Regions from separate parts of the Homo sapiens genome. Here region 1 is linked to region 2. Evidence: read pairs that join two places in POLR2A ChIA-PET (ENCODE). Cell type or tissue: OCI-LY7. All regions are shown on one strand. Each heading gives the region's core, and the rest is flanking DNA. Links, peaks and the distances in the headings are about the cores only. Region 1 overlaps LINC01841 (long intergenic non-protein coding RNA 1841). Region 2 overlaps ASF1B (anti-silencing function 1B histone chaperone).

What was found. ChIA-PET counts read pairs that join two places held together with the same protein. Peaks named below come from ENCODE experiments on the same cell type or tissue, not always from the same donor. Only the 100,000 strongest peaks of a DNase experiment are listed, where the experiment ranks them.
Region 1: POLR2A ChIA-PET joins it to region 2 with 22 read pairs; 21 of 35 experiments call an interaction of 5 or more read pairs at or near these places.

What each region holds. Positions count from the first base shown.
Region 1 is chr19:14,342,066-14,349,687 of GRCh38, forward strand. The region is part of intron 1 of LINC01841 (long intergenic non-protein coding RNA 1841); the gene reads right to left. LINC01842 (long intergenic non-protein coding RNA 1842) reads left to right here. Exons shown (of 2, transcript NR_134916.1): 2 at 1,361-1,848. Among named protein-coding and RNA genes, the nearest start is that of LINC01842, 12 kb to the left of the region's middle. RefSeq lists an enhancer at 6,249-7,127. In OCI-LY7, for the core only: no CTCF peak of the experiment used is centred there; no DNase peak of the experiment used is centred there.
Region 2 is chr19:14,125,377-14,132,998 of GRCh38, forward strand. It overlaps ASF1B (anti-silencing function 1B histone chaperone), which reads right to left. Exons shown (of 4, transcript NM_018154.3): 2 at 746-861. Among named protein-coding and RNA genes, the nearest start is that of ASF1B, 7.4 kb to the right of the region's middle. RefSeq lists an enhancer at 3,189-3,298. In OCI-LY7, for the core only: no CTCF peak of the experiment used is centred there; a DNase peak (open chromatin) is centred at 3,055; H3K4me3 peaks cover 1,084 bases; H3K27ac peaks cover 2,144 bases.

The sequences.
Region 1 (7,622 bases), core at 1,852-4,351, 220 kb after region 2:
TGTATTTTTGGTAGAGACAGAGTTTCACCATGTTGCCTAGGCTGGTCTCAAACTCTTGACCTCAAGCAATCCACCCACCTCAGCCTCCCAAAATGCTGGGATTACAGGCATGAGCCACTACACTCAGCCTTCTGTTTTTTGTTGTTTGTTTGTTTGTTTGTTTTTAATAGAGATAGGGTCTTGCTGTGTTTTTAATAGAGATAGGGTTGCCCAGACCAACCTCAAACTCCTGGCCTCAAGCAATCCTCCTGCCTTAGCCTCTCAAAATTCAAATTATAGCCTGGGAACAGGCATGAGCCACCGCACCTGAATCAACATATCTTTTTTTTTTTTTCCGAGACACGGTCTCGCTCTGTCACCCGGGCTGGAGTGAAATGGTGCGATCTCGGCTCACTGTAACTTCTGCCTCCCGGGTTCAAGCGATTCTCCTGCCTCAGCCTCCTGAGTAGCTGGGCCTACAGGCAAGTGCCACCACGCCCGGGTAATTTTTGTATTTTTAGTAGAGACGGGGTTTTGCCATGTTGGCCAGGCTGGTCTCCAACTCCTGACCTCTGGTGATCTGCCGGCCTTGGCCTCCCAAAGTGCTGGGATTACAGGTATGAGCCACCGTGCCCGGTCGATAGCCCCATTTTACAGACAGAAAACTGATACCCAGGTACATGGATTCCCTGTGAGCAGATCACACCGCTGGTAAGAGGCAGAGCTGGTCTCAGTGGCTGCTGAGCCCTTACGTGTATATGACATGAAACGCACATGGTCATTTATGTATTCCAACAACCTTGCAAGGCAGAAAATACCTTCATGTTATAGATGAGGAAACGGAGGCAAGGAGCGAGTAAGCAACTTGCCTGAGGTCAGGTGGGTGCCAGAGCAGGGACTTGAGCCTCGGTAGCTGACCATGGGACCCTCTGGGGGACCACGGGCTCCATCTCCTGGGCGTTGGAGTGAGGGTCTCTTTCAGCACAAATGTTCCATAGCCATAGGGAGAAACAGGGACTGCAGCCTAGTCCCCCAGGACTGGGCCAGGGAGAAGCCCTGACTGGTTAAGACCTTCCAGGTAGGCTGGGCGTGGTGGCTCACACCTGTAATCCCAGCACTTTGAGAGGCCAAGGCAGGCAGATCACGAGGTCAGGAGTTCGAGACCGGCCTGGGCAACATGGCGAGACTGCATCTCAAAAAAACGACAAAAGACGTTTCAGGTGGCGCTACCCATAGGCCCTGCTCTTGGTCCAGGCAGCAACTGCCACGCTCTGGGGACCCCAGTCAGCTTCTAGGTATTTCAGAGCCTGAGGATCTACCAGAGCCGCTCTCACCGCACAGGGGGTTTTTAATGAATGCTAATTAATATCTGTGTTCACAGAGCCAGCCAGGCCCCTGGGCCTGGAGCATCCACAGGAGGAAAGTACAAGAACCCTGGCACCCTGCCAAGCAGCAGGGATTCTTCAGACACCCAAGGGCTGGTTTGCTGGGAAGGACTCATGTGACCAGAAGGGGAAACTGAGGCACTGCTGAGCACCAACAGTCCTGGAGAGCTTTAAGAATGGTTGCCATCTGAGGCCAGGCATGGTGGTTTATGCCTGTAATCCCAGCACTTTGGGAGGCCAAGGCAGGCAAATCACTTGAGGTCAGGAGTTCGAGGCTGTCAGGCCTCTGAGCCCAAGCTAAGCCATCATATCCCCTGTGACCTGCATATACATCCAGATGGCCTGAAGCAACTGAAGATCCACAAAAGAAGTGAAAATAGCCAGTTCCTCCTTAACTGATGACATCCCACCATCGTGATTTGTTCCTGCCCAACCCTAACTGTTCAACTGACTTTGTGACAATATACCCTCCCCGCCCTTGCAATAATGTACTTTGTGATATTCCCCCGCCCTTATGAATGTACTTTGTAGGATACACCCTCCCCACCCTTGAGAAGGTAGATTGTAATATTCTCCCCACCCAACTTGAGAATGTACTTTGTATGATCCACCCCCTGCCTGCAAAAAAATTGCTCCTGGCTGGGCGCGGTGGCTCATGCCTGTAATCCCAGCACTTTGCGAGGCCGAGGTGGGTGGACCACGAGGTCAGGAGATCGAGACCATCCTGGCTAACATGGTGAAACCCTGTCTCTACTAAAAATACAAAAAATTAACCAGGCATGGTGGTGGGCGCCTGTAGTCCCAGCTACTTGGGAGGCTGAGCCAGGAGAATGGCGTGAACCTGGGAGATGGAGCTTGCAGTGAGCCAAGATTGCGCCACTGCACTCCAGCCTGGGCGACAGAGCGAGACTCAGTCTCAGAAAAAAAAAAATTGCACCTAACTCCACCACCTATCCCAAACCTATAAGAACTAATGATAATCCCATCACCCTTTGCTGACTCTCTTTTCGGACTCAGCCCTGCCTGCACCCAAAAAAAAGCTTTATTGCTCACGCAAAGCCTGTTTGGTGGACCCTTTTCACACGGATGCACGTGACAGAGACCAGCCTGGTCATCATGGTGAAACCCTGTGTCTACCAAAAATACAAAGATTAGCCAGGCATGGTGGTGCACACCTCTAATCCCAGCTACTTGGGAGGCTGAGGCAGGAGAATCTCTTGAACCCATGAGACGGGAGGCAGAGGTTGCAGTGAGCTGAGATTGTGCCACTGCACTCCAGCCTGGGCAACAGAGTGATACCCTGCCCTGTCCCCTTCCCACCACAAACACACAAGAATGGTTGCCATTTGAAAGGAACAAAGAAATGGGTATTGGAGACCCCAGAGCCATCAGCTTCCACAAGAGCTCTGGACCTCACCCCAGCCTCAGCTTCCTCATCAGTAAATGGGAACATGAATTCCTTTCCTTATATGTAGTAGGCATAAGAACTCATTAAGCATTTATGCATGTGAAATGCTTTGCAGATAATCAGTTTCCAATAGGTGTTAACTCCCTTTCCCTGACTGTGCCTCAGTTTTCCTCTTGGGCATACAAGAAGCTGGCAGGGCTTTGAGGCTACCCTCTGGGAGAGCTTTGGGCATGGTGCCTTGACTCAGACCTCGGAGCAAGTACGAAAAATCACTTCCGATCGGCCTCATTAATAACACAGTTGCTAATGTGGCAGTAAGACAGTTCCCTGGCCCCTGATTAAAAACAGAAGTTTCCCCCACATTCGTGGAGATGGAGCAGAAGGGAAAACAAAGACAAGCACACTTGTGCCAGATAAATACAGACGCAAACACATGCATGGCAGATAAACACACACTGGCACACCAAATATACACACAGCCGGCTGCAGACATCCGGGTGGGCTCGCACAGCCCGAAGAGACCAAAAGCCCGGGTGGGCTCGCACAAAAAGGAACAGAAACCGCTGCAGAGATGTCCCGCTGGACCCTGGCCACATCTGGGACCTGATCACTTCAGTGTACTTGAACAGGAGACAGAGTGTGGGAAATTGACATCCCTGGGAGTAGCCCTGAGCCAGAAATGGAATGAGTTGGTGGATAAATACCCCAGCTCCCTCCCCAGCATATGCCTAATCCACAGTCTCCCAGAGACCCCTGGAGGGATCAGGCCCCAGTTTTCCGTAGTGACAACCTGTTTGATATCCCTTGTCATCTCTCTTCTCCCCTCCCCAGGTTTCCTGTGTTCATTTCCCAAATAAACCACTTGCCCTCCAACCCTCTATCAGGGTCTGTTTCTGACCTGTATGTGTACCTCCCAGAAGTATACACAGCAATGGGTCTCAATGAGGGTAACTCTGTCACCCAGGAGACATTTGGCAATGTCTGAAGGTATTTCTGGCTGTAAAATTGGGGCAGGGGGCCAGACACAGTGACTTACACTTGTAACCCCAGCACTTTGGGAGACCAAAGTGGGCGGATCACTTGAGGTGAGGAGTTCAAGACCAGCGTGGCCAATATGGGGAAAACTCCATCTCTACTAAAAATACAAAAATTAGCCAGGTGTGGTGGTTAGTGCCTGTAATCCCAGCTACTCGAGAGGCTGAGGTGGGGGAATCACTTGAACCTGGGAGGCAGAGGTTGCAGTGAGCCAAGATCATTCCACCTCACTCCAGCCTGGGCGACAGAGTGAGACTCCATCTCAAAAAAAAAAAAAAAAAAAAAAAATGGGGGCAGGGGTACTCCTGGCATTTAGTGGGTCCAGTTCAGGGACGCTCAATGTCCTACAAGGGACTGGGCAAGGTGGCTAAGGCCTGTGATCCCAGCACTTCGGGAAGTCAAGGCACGAGGATCACTTGAGGCCATGAGTCCAAGGCCAGCCTGGGCAACATAGCAAGACCTCATCTCCCCTGCAAAAAAAAAAAAATCCTACAAGGCACAGAACAGTTCCCCAGAGCAAAAAATGATGTGGCCCCAAATGTCAAGAGTGCTGACATTGAGAAACCCTGGTCTACGGGAAGCCACTGGGCCCCACGTGGAAACAGCTCAGTGCACGCACATTATTCAAATGCAGACACAGTGGGTGCACCGGCAGCATTAGACCACACATACCCACTGTGCACCAAGTCCTTGAACTAAGGAAACAGCAGGATCATCCACACCTGGTGTGTTTTCCTACCAAGATGTATAAACCAGCAGAGGAGACCCCCAATTCCACCCAGATGTGGGGCCCTGCCCAGACCAGCTTTTTGTGCAACTCACAGACACCCTGGAAAGTGGTTCAATGACCATTAAAACCATTTTAGAGACGAGGCAACTGAGGCCCAGACAGGGTAAGTGTTTTGTTGTTGTGTTTTTGTTTTTGTTTTTTGAGATGGAGTCTTGCTCTGTTGCCCAGGCTGGAGTGCAGTGGCACCATCTCAGCTCACTGCAACCTCTGCCTCCTGGGTTCAAACGATTCTCATGCCTCAGTCTCCCAAGTAGCTACAGGCGCGTGCCACCACACCCAGCTAATTTTTGTATTTTTAGTAGAGACAGGGTCACTCCATGTTGACCAGGCTGGTCTCGAACTCCTGATCTTAAGTGATCCTCCCACCTTGTCCTCCCAAAGTGCTGGGATTATTGGCATGAGCCACTGTGCCCAGCCCAGACAGGAGAAGTTTATGACCCAGCTAGAAACCCAGAGACCCCTTAGGCATGTGTAGACATGCTTTTGAAGGCAAAGAGGGTAGGATGAAAGGAGACCCTCCCCACCATCATCTCGGAATTGAGATAAGGAGGGACAGGAAGGGCTTTAGCTTCCCAGAGGGAATCCTGTATCACTTTGGGTAACTAGAAAATCTATTGAAAAATGTTTTTAGGCTGGGCGAGGTAGTGCTCACCTGAAATCTCAGCACTGAGGGAGCCTGAAGCAGGAGGATGTCTTGAGCCCAAGAGTTGGAGACCAACCCGGGCAACATGGCAAGACTTCTCGTCTCTGCAATAAATAAAATACAATTTTTGTTGTTGTTGTTGTTTGTTTGTTCTTTTGAGACGAAGTTTCGCTCTTTTTGCCCAGGCTGGAGTGCAATGGCGTGACCTCAGCTCACTGCAACCTCTGCCTCCCGGGTTCAAAGGAGTCTCCTGCCTCAGCCTCCCGAGTAACCGGGATTACAGGCGCATGCCACCACGCCCAGCTAGTTTTGTATTTTTAGTAGAGACGGGGTTTCGCCATGTTGGCCAGGCTGGTCTTGAAATCCTGACCTCCAGTAATTCACCCGCCTCAGCCTCCCAAAGTGCTGGGATTATAGGCGTGAGCCATGACGCCCAGCCAAATACAATGTTTTTTAAACATACATTGTTTTTTAAACATTGGCTGACTCTTGGCCAAGCATCACGCCTGTAATCCCAGCACTTTAGGAAGCTGAGGCGGGCAGATCACTTGAGGTCAGGAGTTTCACACCAGCCTGGTCAACGTGGTGAAACCCTGTCTCTACTAAAAATACAAAAAATTAGCTGGGCGTGGTGGCGCGTGCCTGTAATCCCAGCTACTCGGGAGTCTGAGGCAGGAGATGGCTTGAACCCAGGAGGCAGAGGTTGCACTGAGCCAAGATCCTGCCACTGCACTCCAGCCTGAGTGACAGAGCAAAACCGTGTCTCAAACAAACAAACAAACAAAATGGGCTGACTCTGGACTCACACAGGCCTGGTGTCTCCAATCCCAGCCTTGCCATTTTCTGGCTCTATGAACCTGGGTGAGCCGCATCGCCTCCCTGAGCCTCAGTTTCCCCATCTGTAAAACGGGGATTCACCCATTCACCATTCCACAAATGTGCACCCAAGACCCACTGACACCAAGCGCTGCGCCCAGCTCTAACCTATATAAAGTTAAGGAAGAACACGAACATGGTAAGTGCGTCTCCCCCTCCCCCAGGCATGGAGCTGCTGAACTAGTTTTGGGAATGGAATCAGAGCACGCGTGGACAGATGGAGGGAGCCCTCAGCTGCCCGGACTCTGCAGCCCACCACCCCCACTCTTCTCAGATCCCCCTCGTTTGACCAAAAAGCCCCTCTACCACGAGGTAGGACCCCAAGCAGGATCCCAGGGACTGGCGTCCAAATCCGGGCCAGGAACTGACCCCAGCAGCCAGACCCGGGACGGGGCTAAAGCTCGGGTTTTTCCACCTCCGCTTCCCGCCACTGCAGCGCGGGGAGCGAGCGCCACCTGTGGGCCTCCAAGGGGAGGTGCGTGCGACTCCCGGGGAGGTGGACGGTCGCCCCCGTTTCTCCCCAACCCGGGGGACCTCGGGCCCTCCAGGAGTTTCGGAAACAGCTCTCATCTCTTAAATTCTCCTCCACAACCCACTTTTCCCGGCTGCCATTTCCCAGCTAGAACTCGTCGTCCATGCATTCATGCAACATTTATTGAGCACCTACTGTGTGTATTGAGCAAACCTAGATCATTGCTCTAGGTTTAGAGTACACAGAAGACAGAATGGGGCTGGCTCAGGCCTGTAACCCCAGCCACTCAGGAGGCTGAGGTGGGAGGATCACTTGAGCCCAGAAGATGGAGGCTGCTGTGAGTCATGATGGCACCATTGCACTCCAGTCTGAGAAACACAGCGATACCCTGTCTCTAAAAGTAAAAAGAGGCCAGGTACAGTGGCTCGGCCAGGCACGGTGGCTCACGCCTGTAATTCCAGCACTTTGGGAGGCCAAGGCGTGCGGATCACGAGGTCAGCAGTTCGATACCAGCCTGACCGACATGGTGAAACCCCCTCTCTACTAAAAATACAAAAATTAGCCAGGCGTGGTGGCGGGCGCCTGTAATCCCAGCTACTCAGGAGGCTGAGGCAGGAGAATTACTTGAACCCAGGAGACGGAGGTTGCAGTGAGCAGAGATCGTGTCACTGCACTCCAGCCTGGGCGACAGAGCAAGACTCCATCTCAAAAAAAAGAAAAAAAATGGAAACAAAACAGATAAACCTCCATGCCCTTCTGGAGCTTACAGTCCAAGGGAAGAGAGAAGAGAGGAGGAAGAGGACAACAGGCTGCAAGATCATTGCTGATGGCAGTAAGTGCAGTAAGTGTTCTGAAGGAGAAAGTATATACAGGGATGTCACTGAAGCACCTGCTGTGGGTAGAGTGGGTGGAGTGGGCTCTGAGGAAGTGACGCTTATCCTGAGGCCTGAGAAGAATAAAGCCCCAGCCATGCCGAGTCTGGAGCCAGGATTTCCAGTAGAAGGCGCAGCCAGCGCAAAGGCCCTGTGGCAGAA
Region 2 (7,622 bases), core at 1,914-4,413:
TTCACTAATTCAGTGTTCGCGGCAACTTTATAGAACGTAACTCTTGTAAATAATGGGAATTGCCTGTAAATCAGTGGCAGCTTTGACACAGAGGTGGGGGAAGGGAGGGCCTGACGGCCTCTGAGAGGTCAGATAGTTCCTGACAGTAGAACTAGGATTTGAACCTGAACTTTTAAATTGTTTTAATTGATTGATTGAGACTGGGTCTTACTGTTGCCCAGGCTGGAGTGCAGTGGTGTGGTCTTGGCTCATTGTAGCTTCCATCTCCCAGGCTCAAGTGATCCTCCCATTTCAGCCTCCCAAGTATCTGAGACTACAGGCGCACACCACCATGCTCTGCTGATTTTTACATTTTTTGTAGAGATGCGGTCTCACTATATTGCCCCAGCTGGTCTCAAACTCCTGGCCTCAAGCAATCCTCCCACCTCGGCCTCCCAAAGTGCTGGGATTACAGGTGTGAGCAACTGTGCCCGGCCTCTATGTTTTTAATACTTGTTTTTTTCTTTTTTAGAGACAGGGTCTCACTGTGTTGCCTAGGCTGGAGTGCAGTGGCTCACTGCAGCCTCAGACTCCCGGGCTCAAGCAATCCTCTCACCTCAGTCCCTGGAGTAGCTGGGTCTATAGGCGTGAGCCCGTGCCCAGCTGAACTTGAACTTTTGATTCCTGAAGCACTCTGTGGGATTTCAGGTAAAAGAGGATGTTTCTAGGAATCAAGGGCTAAGGCCTAAGGCCTCATCTTTCTTACCTGAAAGACAAACATGTGTCTCCCTGCTGGCACAGGGCCCACCAGCACCGAGTCTAGGATCTGATCAAATTCCTCACTCTCAGCCGAGCCAACATAAATGATCTTCCACTCCAGGTCTGCAAAGATATAGGAGGGTTAACTAATTGAAATAGCTCAACAGCAAGAAGGCAGGGATAGGCTCTTGTATTTTTTTTTTTTTTTGAGATGGAGTCTCGTTCTGTCACACAGGTTAGAATACAGTGATGCGATCTCAGCTCACTGCAACTTCCGCCTCCCAGGTTCCAGTGATTCTCATACCTCAGCCTCCCGAGTGGCTGGGATTATAGGTGCCCGCTGCCACGCCTAGCTAATTTTTTTTTTCTTTTTTGAGATGGAGTTTCACTCTTGTCACCCAGGTTGGAGTACAATGGTGTGATCTTGGCTCACTGCAATCTCTGCCTCCCAGGTTCAAGCGATTCTCCTGTCTCAGCCTACTGAGTAGCTGGAATTACAGGCACCTGCCATCATGGCTGGCTAATTTTTTTATTTTTAGTAGAGACAGGGTTTCACCATGTTGATCAGGCTGGTTTAGAACTCCTGACCTCAGGTGATCCACCCGCCTTGGCCTCCCAAAGTGCTGGGATGACAGGTGTGAGCCACTGTACCTGGCCTGTTTTTGTATTTTTAGTAGAGATGGGGTTTCACCATGTTGGCCAAGCTGGTATCCAACTCCTGACTTCAAGTGATCTGCCCGCCTCAGCCTTCCAAACTGGTGGGATTACAGGTGTGAGCCACTGCGCCCGGCCACATCTTCTATTTTATTTTTATTTACTTATTTTTTGAGACAGTCTCCCTCTGTTGCCTAGGCTGGTGTGCAGCGGGATGTTCATGGCTCACTGTAGCCTCAACCTCCTGGGCTCAAGCGATCCTCCTGCCTCGGACTCCCACCATGTTGGGATCACAGGTGTGGGCTGCTGTGCCCAGCCTTGTGGTAATTTTAGACAGATCCTTAATATGTTAAAAGACTATTATTCCATCTGTCAGACACTTAGTGCCAGGCACTGCAGTCTTGAATGCTGAGGTGGGCACAAAGCTCTACCTCCATTAGGGAATTCTGTCTTGTAAGCCTAGCTATGACAGGTGACCTTGACTATACCTCTGGGGAAACCTGGGCCTCTCAAGGCCTGAGCGTGAACTGTATGGCAGAGGCTGAATTAAGAGCCACGTGACACAGACGTGCTGAGAAGGGAACGGCAGGGAGTTGGGTCATTTCAGGGCCCTGCCCACTGGGTGCTGGGATAGGAAGCAGCATCCTCTTTCACACACAGGGACCGGTGCCACTCAACGAAGTGGATCCCTCGACAACTGGGGCAGGGTGGCAGATTCCAATCCGGCAGGAGAGCCAGCCTGCAGGAGGGGGAAGGTGAGGTTGCTCAGGGAGCCAGCCACCCTGGTCTTCCAGATCTGGCACCAAGTCATGCCTACTTAGAGACATTTGGGCAACTCAGTCAACAAATGTGGCATCCCGGGGTGATCCTCCAAACACTTTTTTTTTTTGACAGTTTCACTCTTGTTGTCCAGGCTAGAGTGCAATGGTGAGATCTCGGCTCACTGCAACCTCTGCCTCCCGGGTTCAAGTGATTCTCCTGCCTCAGCCTCCTGAGTAGCTGGGATTATAGGCGCCCGCCACCACAGCCGGCTAATGTTTTGTATTTTTAGTAGAGATGGGGTTTCACCATGTTGGCCAGGTTGGTCTCGAACTCCTGACCTCAGGTCATCCATCCGCCTCCGCCTCCCAAAGTGCTGGGATTACAGGTGTGAGCCACCGTGCCCAGCCTCAAACCCTAACTCTTGCACCCCATCCAGCAGGAGGGCCCCCTCCCCTGAATATGCTCCATTGAGATGAAAGGAAAGTGCTTATGGAACCTCTGGCTGTCAATCACAGGAAATTCCGGTCAACATGGCCTCTTGCAGGAGGTCCAAGTGTATCAGGGGCAAGGTCATGCTGGTACAGGGAGGCTTGGCAAGAGGCTTGAAACTTATTTTTGGCTCTTTAGAAATTACACAACCCTTCAGCTCTAGCAGCTGGGGGAAGTTTCACAAGCTGTGATTTTCACAGGAAGCAAACTCTCTCAGAAGCTGCCCTGTTCCTTGGTCCAGTGTCCCACAAGAGCATCCAACTTTGGAAGCATGCTGCTGCCAGGTCATGACTACAGAGGCTTGTCACCTGAGCCCCATGCCCTTCTTTGATGCACTGGCTGCCTGTCCCTTTGTGGTTTCACTCAGGAACCCTATAGCAGGTCTGTAGGATACGGGTGACCATTGAACTCACAGGTGTTTGGTCGAACTAGCCTCTTACTATTTGCAGGGAGGAAGTTGACTTTTTTCACTGGAGATGGGGTCTCGGTCCGTCACCCAGGCTGCAGTGCAGTGGCATAATCATAGCTCACTACAGCCACAAATTCCTGCGCTCAAGTGATTCTCTTGCCTTAGCCTCCCAAGTAGCTGGGACCACAGGCTTGTGCCACACGCCCAGGGAATTTTTAAATTGTTTTTAGAGATGAGGTCTTGCTTGGTTGCCCAGCCTGGTCTCAAGCAATCCTCCCGCCTTGGCCTCCCAAAGTGCTGGAATTTGTCTGAGCCATCATGTCCAGCCTGTTGATTTATTTTTGTTACAAGTAGTGACACAACTGGAATCAAGTTTTGGGGGAAGACAGAAAAGCCAGCCAGCCCTGCTCTCTCCTTTCTAAAGCAGTTGTATCATTTTGGTGTATATCCTTGAGCCCTTTCCTCTCATAGCCGGTAGAATCCTGTACGGGTGCATTTAATTCATGTCCTGGGAAGGTAGACAAAAAAGACTAAAGTGTACCCACGAGCACCTGATGTTGTCCAGCTGAGGTCAATACTAATCGGCAAAACCTAAACAAAGAGCATGTGGAAACTCACCGAAATAAATGGGCCCCTGCAACATAGGCAGACTCGACTCTATTAAAAATCAACAAAATTAATTGGGTGTGGTGGCGCGTGCCGGTGGTCCCAGCTATGCGGGAGGCTAAGGTTGGAGGATCGCTTGAGCCTAGGAGTTCAGGGCTGCAGTGAGCCATGATCGAGCCACTGCATTCCAGCCTGGACGACAGAGACCCTATCTCAAAGGAAAAAAAAGAAAAAGAAAAAATGTACTGTGTTGACTGTCAGGCACAGGGGCTGAAATGGCTCTTTCAACCAGGGCTGGAAAGAAACTGGAGAATTAACTAACGGCTGTAGAGAAATACTGACTCAAGAGTTACAGAAGCTGGTTGGGCACGGCAGCTCACACCTGTAATCCTAGCACTTTGGGAGGCCGAGGCAGGCAGATTGCCTGAGCTCACGAGTTCGAGACCAACCTGGGCAACATGGTGAAACCCCATCTCTACTAAAAATATAAAAATTTAGCTGGGCATGATGGTGTGCACCTGTAATTCCAGCTACTCAGGAGTCTGAGGCATAAGAACTGCTTGAACCTGGGAGGCAGCAGAGATTGCAGTGAGCCGAGATTTTGCCACTGCACTCCAGCCTGGGCAACAGAGCCAGCCTCCGTCAAAAAAAAAAAAAAAAAAAAAAAAAAAAAAAAGAAGAAAGAAGGAAAGAAAGGAAGAAAAAAAGAGTTATAGGTATAGGGCCAGGTGAGGTGGATCATTGGATCATGGCTGTAATCCTAGCACTTTGGGAGGCTGAGGCGGGTGGATTGCTTGAGCTCAGAAGTTCGAGATCAGCCTGGGCAACATGGTGATACAAAAAATACAAAAAATTAGCCAGGCGTGGTGGCATGCCCCTGTAGTCTCAGCTACTCGGGAGGCTGAGGTTGCAGTGAACTGAGATCGTGCCTCTGCACTCCAGCCTGGGTGACAGAGTGAGACTCCATCTCTACTAAAAATATAAAAAATTAGCTGGGCGTGGTGGTGTGCACCTGTAATTCTAATTTATTTTATTTTATTTTGACATGGAGTCTCACTCTGTTGCCCAGACTAGAGTGCAGTGGCACGATCTCGGCTCACTGCAAGCTCCGCCTCCCGGGTTCATGCCATTCTTGTGCCTCAGCCTCCTAATCAGCTGGGACTACAGGCACCCCCCACCACGCCCGGCTAATTTTTTTTTCTATTTTTAGTAGAGACGGGGTTTCACTGTGTTAGCCAAGATGGTCTCGATCTCCTGACCTTGTGATCCGCCTGCCTTGGCCTCCCAAAGTGCTGGGATTACAGGCATGAGCCACTATGCCCAGTCGAGAATCATCTTAAATTTGCTGAAGTGCCCAGGCATGGTGATGTGCACCTGTGGTTCCAGCTACTTAGGAAGCTGAGGTGGGAGGACTGCTTAAGCCCAGGAGTTCAAGTCCAGTCTGGGCAACATAGTGACACCCTATCTCTTTAAAAAAAAAAAAAAAAATCTGGCTGCAGTGTTATAAGTAGAGACATACGTGTATGATTTCATCTCTAAATATAATCTTTCTTTAGAATTATACATGGGACACAAATCACCAATACAGCAGGAACTCATAGCTATGAGTACAGGACACAGCTGTACACATGACGTGTGTACCTAACCTTCTGAGCAATGTCAAGGCAACTCAACTGTGTCCCATGTTATCTCTCTGCGCTAACTTCACAAGCTAGTCCCTGTGCAAGACATACCTCCACTGTGTGTTTGTGTGTATATATATATATATATATATATAAATGATAAGACTAAAGACATGTACACAATTAGTATAGCTGAACTAGCTAAAAAGTCTGCTTCCTGCTTTTTTGTTGTTGTTTTTTTGAGACAGTCTTGCTCTGTCGCCCAGGCTGGAGTGCAATGGCGCAATCTGGGCTCACTGCAATTTCCATCTCCCGGGTTCAAGCGCTTCTCCTGCCTCAGCCTCCCAAATAGCTGGGACTACAGGCACCTGCCACCAAGCCTGGCTAACTTTTGTATTTTTAGTAGAGACAGGGTTTCACCACATTGGCCAGGCTGGTCTCAAACTCCTGACCTCAGATGATCCACCTGCCTTGGTCTCCCAAAATGCTGGGATTACAGGGGTAAGCCACTGTGCCTGGCCATTTTTTTTTTCTTTTTTTTTTTTTGAAACAGAGTCTCGCTCTGTCACCCAGGTTGGAGTGCAGTGGCACAATCTCAGCTCACTGCAACCTCTGCCTCCCGGGTTCTAGCGATTCTTCTGCCTCAGCCTCCTGAGTAGCTGGGATTATAGCTGCGTGCCACCATGCCTGGCTAATTTTTGTATTTAGTAGAGCCGGGGTTTCACCACGTCGGTTAGGCTGGTCTCGAACTCCTGACCTTGTGATCCATCCGCCTCGGCCTCCCAAAGTGCTGGGATTACAGGTGTGAGCCACCACACCTGGCTTTTTCTTTTTTTTTTTTTTTGAGATGGAGTCTTGCTTTGTTGCCCAGGTTGGGGTGCAGTGGTGCAATCTCGGCTCGCTGCAAGCTCTGCCTCCTGGGTTCACGCCATTCTCCTGCCTCAGCCTCCCGAGTAGCTGGGACTACAGGCGCCCGCCACCACACCCGGCTAATTTTTTGTATTTTTAGTAGAGACGGGGTTTCACCATGTTGGCCAGGCTGGTCTCGAACTTCTGACCTCAGGTAATCTGCCCGCCTTGGTCTCCCAAAGTGCTGGGATTACAGGCGTGAGCCACCATGCCAGGCCTCCTTTGTTTGTTTGCTTTTTGCCTTTGTTCATAATCAAAGATGAGCTCTGCTGCCATAACAACTTCGTTATTTCTGGGTCAGAACATCTGGCTTCTATGACTTATTCAACCAGTGTCTGTTGAATTTCTCAGCTAAATGTGGAAGAATCTATTTCCAGATGTGGAAGATAAAAGTGCAAAGGGGGCTTGGGGCCCCTGAGAAATAGGGGTCACCCAACTGGGGCTTAGGGGTTAGGGTGGTTTTTTTTTTTTTTTTTTTTGAGATGGGGGTCTTGCTCTCTCACCCAGGTTGGAGTGCAGTGGTGCAATCATGGCTCACTGCAGCCCTGACCTCCTGGGCTCATGCAATCCTCCCACTTCAGCCTCCTGAGTAGCTGGGACCACAGACACGTGCCACCAAGTCCCGTTAATTTTTTGATGTTTCTGTAGAGACAAGGTTTTGCTATGTTACCCAGGCTGGCCCAAATTCCTGGGCTCAAGAGATCCTCCTTCCTTAGCCTCCCAAAGTGCTGGAATTACAGGCATGAGCCACCTCACACAGCTGGGTTGGGGGTTTTGTCAGATTTTCAGTTGACGCTGCTGAGAGTGAGGCAGATTCTCCCTTTTTCATGGAGAGGAGTCCAGAAGGAGGCAGAAAGCAAGCTGGCAGATCAGTCACAGAGAGCCCTAGGACTGGAAGAGCCAGGATTTCTCACTTGAGTTACTCAAAGGAAAAGCTTTATCATCCAGGTACAATTAACAATAGCATTCTCTGGCCAGGCGCTTAGGATTCAAAGTGTAATCCCAGCACTTTGGGAGGCTGAAGTGGGCATATCACTTGCGATCAGGTTTGAGACCAGCCTGGCCAACATGGTGAAACCTCGTCTCTACTAAAGACACAAAAATTAGCCGGGCATGGTGGCTCAAGCTTGTAATCCCAACTACTTGGGATACTGAGGCCGGAGAATCGCTTGAACTCGAGAGGTGGAGATTGCAGTGAGCTGAGATTGCACCACTGCACTGTAGCCTGGGTGACATAGTGAGATTCCATTTCTAATAATAATCATCATCATCATCATAATCATACGACGGGCACGGTGGCTCACGCCTGTAATCCCAGGCCGAGGCGGGCGGATCACAAGGTCAGGAAATCGAGACCATCCTGGGTAACACAGTGAAACCCCGTCTCTACTAAAAATCCAAAAAGTTAGCTGGGCATGGTTTCGGGCGCCTGT